Linked DNA regions of Homo sapiens: region 1 is linked to region 2. A link is a loop called in an ENCODE intact Hi-C map of the cell type or tissue named here. Cell type or tissue: A673. All regions are shown on one strand. Links, peaks and the distances in the headings refer to the core of each region. The heading gives the core; the rest is flanking DNA.

Region 1 (2,913 bases), core at 154-2,653, 370 kb before region 2:
CCATGCCTGGCTAATTCTGTATTTTTAGTGGAGACGGGGTTTCTCCATGTTGGTCAGGCTGGTCTCAAACTCACGACCTCAGGTGATCCGCCCATCTCAGCCTCCCAAAGTGCTGGGATTACAAGTGTGAGCCACCATGCCCAGCTGGGCATTTGATTTCTATTGTTTTGCTCTCTGGACCTTGACTTCCATGATGCCAAGCAGCAGGGAGCAACTGAATTAGAGTCTAAACCGGCAAATGTGGAGGACTCCAAAGGACCAAGGTAGGGAGGGGGCTCCTGGTAACCACCGTTGCTGTTTCCTTTCAGGACTACTGACTAATCTCCCACATAAACCTGTGGCCCCAAGTTCCAGCCACCTCCAGAATTCTGTCTTTCCTCTCCATTGAGGATATGAGCCTGTATTCAGGGGTTCCTGGGCTTGGCGGAGGTGGTTATCGAATTAGATGATCCCCGTTGACACATCATTAGATAAATTAAGAATAGATGCCCAGCAGAGAAAACCAATTCATGACTCAGGCCAATGTTTCCAGAACGTGTAACTTGTCATAAACATCTAGTTTTCCTGCCCTTCCTGCCATCTCTGAGCATCAGGTGTGCAGTAAAAAGCCTTGGACAAGACATCTGAGTGTTATGAACCCAGTGCTCTGGCATCCTGGTGGCCCTTGAAAGAGAGTTTACTGTCTATATTTCAATAGACTGCTTGAATAATCGGGATCTTTTTCTATTTGCAGGAGACCCTGGCATCACAAAACACAAAAATGATTTCATCCATAGTCATCTCCCAGATGATTGATGAGAATAAGTCAAGAGAAAACAGGGCCTCCTTGCCCCTACCGTGTGCCATTGCTCAGTCTCGTGCACATCACGCCAAGCAATCTCTGGCTAACCGCAGCGGAGTCAACATTCACAGAGCATTTGCGTTACTTCCGGGCAGATTAGGAATCCCGGCACCGTCAGATGAGCGAGGACCTGAGGCAGAGCTGCCGCCCAAAGAGGAGAGACCCTGTGGGGGCCCCCGCAGAGGGTTTGCATCCATCACCATCACGGCCAGACGCGTGGGCCCCCCAGCCCGCGCCCTGGTGTGGGGGACTGCTGGGGACTCTCTGTGCCCCAAGTGCAGGGCTGAGGACACACTGTTCCAGGCGCCCCCGGCTCTGGCCAATGGCGCCCATCCAGGTCGGCATCAGAGATCTTTTGCCTGCACAGAGTTCTCCAGAAACAGCTCCGTGGTGCGGCTGAAGGTTCCCGAGGCCCACACTGGGTTGTGTGAGAGACGCAAGTACTGGGTCACCCATGCAGACGACAAAGAGACCAGTTTTTCTCCAGACACCCCACTGTCAGGAAAGAGCCCGCTGGTGTTCAGTTCCTGTGTCCACCTCAGGGTGTCTCAGCAGTGTCCAGATTCAATCTATTACGTAGACAAGTCTCTCTCCGTCCCCATTGAGCCACCTCAAATTGCCAGCCCCAAAATGCACAGATCCGTCCTGTCGCTCAACCTCAATTGTAGTTCCCACAGATTAACAGCAGATGGAGTAGATGGCCTAGTGAACAGAGAGCCAATAAGCGAAGCCCTGAAGCAGGAGCTCCTGGAGGGAGACCAGGACCTCGTAGGCCAGCGCTGGAACCCAGGTTTACAAGAAAGTCACTTGAAGGAAACCCCATCGTTGAGGCGGGTGCATTTGGGGACCGGCGCTTGTCCTTGGAGTGGTTCTTTTCCATTGGAAAACACAGAATTGGCAAATGTGGGAGCTAACCAAGTCACTGTAAGAAAAGGGGAAAAGGACCATACAACTCATTGTCACGCCAGCGATCATGCCAACCAACTGTCCATTCACATTCCTGGCTGGAGTTACAGGGCAGGTGAGTGGTGCGTCCATCTGCAGGAGGGTGACCTGAGTAAATGTCCTAGCAAGGTGACTGTTGAGTGAATTTCTTATACAAAACTTATTCTAAGAGGCATTTCTCAGTAGACTTGCAGTGATCTGCTCTGCTCATAGTTGACAACTGATAGCTCGGCATCGATGTCTGATTGGATAGATTTTTTTAGTTGAGACTTTTGTAGATTGTAAGAGGCCTTCTGTCAAATTCTTGTTCCCAATAGTTCCAGACCATATGTAATGAGAAGGAAATGAGGGCCTCCAAAGGAAGTTAATTTACAACATGCCCAAATTGCGTTCCAAAAGAGGGTGAGAAGAATGAAATGCCATTCGCCCCCAGATGTTTCATCTCTCTCGCCAAACATCTGCGTGTTTGGAAGTGTCCAGATTTCTGTACTTTCTACTTTTCAAGTTAGCCTCATTGATATAAAAGCTAGACTGCAAAGCTTCATAATGGAGCGTGTAAGTGTGAATGTGTGTATGTGAATGTGTGCGTGTGTGCGTGTATAATAATTATAGGACATTTTCTAAATTAGGCAAGTCAGGGACTCTCTGTGCCAAATAGTAGTAGCAGCAGCAGCAGCAATTTTCTGTCCCCCTGGTTTTGTCTTCTGGGGCATCTTGACCAGGATTTGTTGCTGTTTCTGCCATTTCCAGGGCCGGGAAGAATTCCCAGGATGGGTTGCCCTGAGGACTCTGCACCTTTCTTGGGAAATCAAAAGAGGAAAGCAGGCATTTTTTGGAAGAAAGAGGCCAGATTTCTTTCTTTCTCTGTGTAAACTTCTGATTTTCAACTTTGCTTTCTGCAAGAGGCTCTGGTTTATGAATTACTTTCTATTTGGAAAAAAGTATTTAAAGATATTAGTATACAATTGAAAATGCAGGATATGCATCATAATTTTACGGTACAACTTTTATTCATTAAAGCTTTATTAATAAAAATGACTGTAAAACATTTAAAGTTATAATGTGTATAGAAATGTTAAATGATGTAATTAATTTTAACAACTGTATATATATTGAAATATTGAATG
Region 2 (2,913 bases), core at 237-2,736:
TGCAAAAAATGCATGAAGAGAGCGACAAATGCATTTAGATTGATATACACTGGAAACTCTGAACAAAAAATACCATAAGCAAAGTTAAAAGACATTTCCCATGTAATAACAGGCAGAGTATTAATATCCTGAGTATATAAAGAACTTCTAAAATTAATATGAAAAAGCTCAACAGAATAATAAATGTCCCTGCAACCCCTTAACCCTATCACCCTCCTTTCATCGCCTTTTAGATGATCTGAGAATTTTGTCATCTACGTTGAGACCAAGAGATCATCTTAGCCCCTTTCCCATGGTGGTGTCTGGTTTTCTTCATGACTCAATTGCATCTGGTGCTTTTTCTTAGCAAAGTCAAGGTGGGTTTTGTTGGGCAGAATGACTGGACACCAAGCTCTGCGCTGGACAAAGTGCATGACTGTTGTCGTGTGTGAAGGAGCTGTGTGCTAAGGAGGGTGCAGTGGAGACAGACTAACACCTGAGCTGCTCAAAAGAGGAGCTTCTCAGAGGAAACCCTGAGAAGATGCATGTACCTTTCTCTGCAGAGACCTGCACCCAGCTGGCGTCCAGAGGATCTGAGTGAGGAGTACTGAGTATACTCAGCCACTTCTTGCCAGTCTGCCACTTAATTGGGGCTGCAGCATAACCTTTGCTCGATGATAAAATTAACCTTGATTCCGGACTGATATCTGTCTTCACTAAGGAAGTGTCTGTGCTGTGGTTTCTTTTTGTAAGCTGTGACATTATCAAAGAATAGAATATTGCAGGCATGACACACGGGAACTTTTGTCTTAGACTTAGAAGACCTTCCTATTTTTCTTTCCTGCCGAGATAGACTTTCAGCTCTCAATTGGGTAATTCAGTGAGGTCCCCTCCTTCCTTCTTCACCCCCACTTCCTCTCATCTGCTTTCCCGTTTTCATAAGCCACAGATTTAGGCCTTGTTTTATTACATTTCACAGTGTGCTTAAATACCCCCTACAGTTCTTCATCTCATTACAAAAGACAATTTACATGAGGGTAAAATGGCGATGTCAATGTGATTTGTTTTGCTGCTGGATTTTGTAAAACGTTCTGTATCAGGGCTTTCCTGTAGGGTGCCAGAGAGACAAGAGTGAAACTAGGGTTCATTTAAAAACCGCTGTTGGTAATCTGTAAGTAAATCAGATATTCCCGACATAGACCCTGGCTGGGTCATGTTGGGCTTTGCATTAAATATTAAGACTGTAGAACAATATTTTATGCAATGGAAAATTCTATAGTTAAAAACAAGAGGCAGTTGATTTATTATAAGTGGGCAAAAATGTGTTATAACTGAAATGGGATTCTCTCCTCCTCCCCTTTAGGGTCACTGTTACTACCATGGACATGTACGGGGATATTCTGATTCAGCAGTCAGTCTCAGCACGTGTTCTGGTCTCAGGTAAGTGGCCATGACCATGGCGGCTCTAGTCTTCAGCCATCTACTGCAGGCAACCTCTGTCTTTTCCTGCTCGTGCTAAAGCACTGAGAGTGAGTGATGGGGGCTCCCAGCTCAGCTACACCTCCACCTAGGCAAGAGAACACGGAGGCCCTCTCTCCACTGCTTACAAGAGCATGGCCACCCAGGATCTTAGCCTCATGTTCATGCCCCCTCTTACAGTGCCATCCTCAGGCCTGGTGGGGTAAAAGCGACTGAACTGGTTGAGTTTCTACATCCAAGCATTTTGTGAATTATTTTCCATTTATGTGGCTCTGATGCTTTATAATTCCCAGTGCTAAAAGATAGAACATTACATACCAATGTTGAAGCTGCTGGCTTAATGTAAATCTTAAAGGGCCTCCTCTCATTAGGAAACAAAGTAAGGAAACTAATTTAGCAACAACCAAGGTGAGTTGAATAGAGGCATGGATTGGTAGGGGGTTTGCTACTATGCTACGGGCATGATGCAGGAAACAATTACCTTCCCATGCTAGACAAGTCAACCCCAGGTGTTACTCACAGCCCGCTTCCTTCCACATCACAGTTATTGGCCATCAGGTGGCCCTTATGTGCTCCCCAGGAAAATCATTTTGTTTGATAAATTTCCAGCTGTTTCAGCCTTTTTACTGGATTTGCTTATCGAATTTGTGAACTAAATGTTTGTAACCTCAGAGTCCTGGGTAACTTTGGCCCAAGGCACCAAAGCATGATTCCATGGGAGGGAAGAGAGAGAAGGCCCTGGAAGGATATACCTGCTTGAGTTAAAAAGCAGAATCACATTCTGCGCATCAGCAGTTCCTGTGACGTCTTTGCAGGTTCTGTGTGGGATCATGGAGGATGAGAATATGCATGTGACACACACAACAACCACACACCTACCAGTTTATTCTTTGCTGCCCTCACTTCTACTCCAGCCAGCAGAGAATGAGAGTTCTATTTGCTCACATGTTCCCCATTGCTCAATACATCTGATTTATCTCTAAGTATTTACCAGCGTTGGTCCTTTCATGTAACTAAAAATAAGTACACAAAGCTATTCCTCTTCCTCGTTCATCCCGTTCCAGTCCCACTCAGATAAAAATGCAAGCTGGGAATTCCCCTCCCAGCTTTCTCATCCCTTGTGCATGTAAACACATAGTCAGAGATTGGGGTGTGTATTTGTTTATTTTTACAAACATAGAGTCACATCATATACATCATTCTACGGCTTTCTTTTGTCACCCAACCCTGTCTGTCTCTCCAAGTTAGCAGACACAGACCCAAATCATTGAGTGAACACACACATTTGCATGCACACACACATTTCTGCATACCTGCATTTTTTTAAAAGCATTTTTATGTCCTATTTATGCAACACAATTGAACTTTAAGATGTCTGCTACTCTGAAAAGTGAAGGAGGTGCCTTGTGGTTTGAATTTGCTTCTCTTCAGTTATTCATTCGTTCAGAAAACATT

Evidence for each region. Hi-C counts contacts between places; a loop is a spot of excess contacts. Peaks named below come from ENCODE experiments on the same cell type or tissue, not always from the same donor. Only the 100,000 strongest peaks of a DNase experiment are listed, where the experiment ranks them.
Region 1: it touches region 2 in a loop (4-fold over the local background); 2 of 110 quality-filtered maps call a loop at or near these places.

What each region holds. Positions count from the first base shown.
Region 1 is chr10:126,502,906-126,505,818 of GRCh38, reverse strand. It overlaps C10orf90 (chromosome 10 open reading frame 90), which reads left to right. Exons shown (of 10, transcript NM_001350921.2): 4 at 734-1,862. It overlaps LOC105378549 (a long non-coding RNA gene), which reads right to left. Exons shown (of 3, transcript XR_001747637.3): 3 at 2,634-2,713. Among named protein-coding and RNA genes, the nearest start is that of LINC00601, 82 kb to the right of the region's middle. In A673, for the core only: CTCF peaks have their summits at 1,314 and 1,515; a DNase peak (open chromatin) is centred at 1,528.
Region 2 is chr10:126,134,090-126,137,002 of GRCh38, reverse strand. ADAM12 (ADAM metallopeptidase domain 12) reads left to right here. Exons shown (of 23, transcript NM_001288973.2): 5 at 1,343-1,419. Among named protein-coding and RNA genes, the nearest start is that of FANK1-AS1, 160 kb to the right of the region's middle. RefSeq lists an enhancer at 626-1,825. In A673, for the core only: a CTCF peak has its summit at 1,646 (motif pointing left); DNase peaks (open chromatin) are centred at 952 and 1,612; H3K27ac peaks cover 1,293 bases.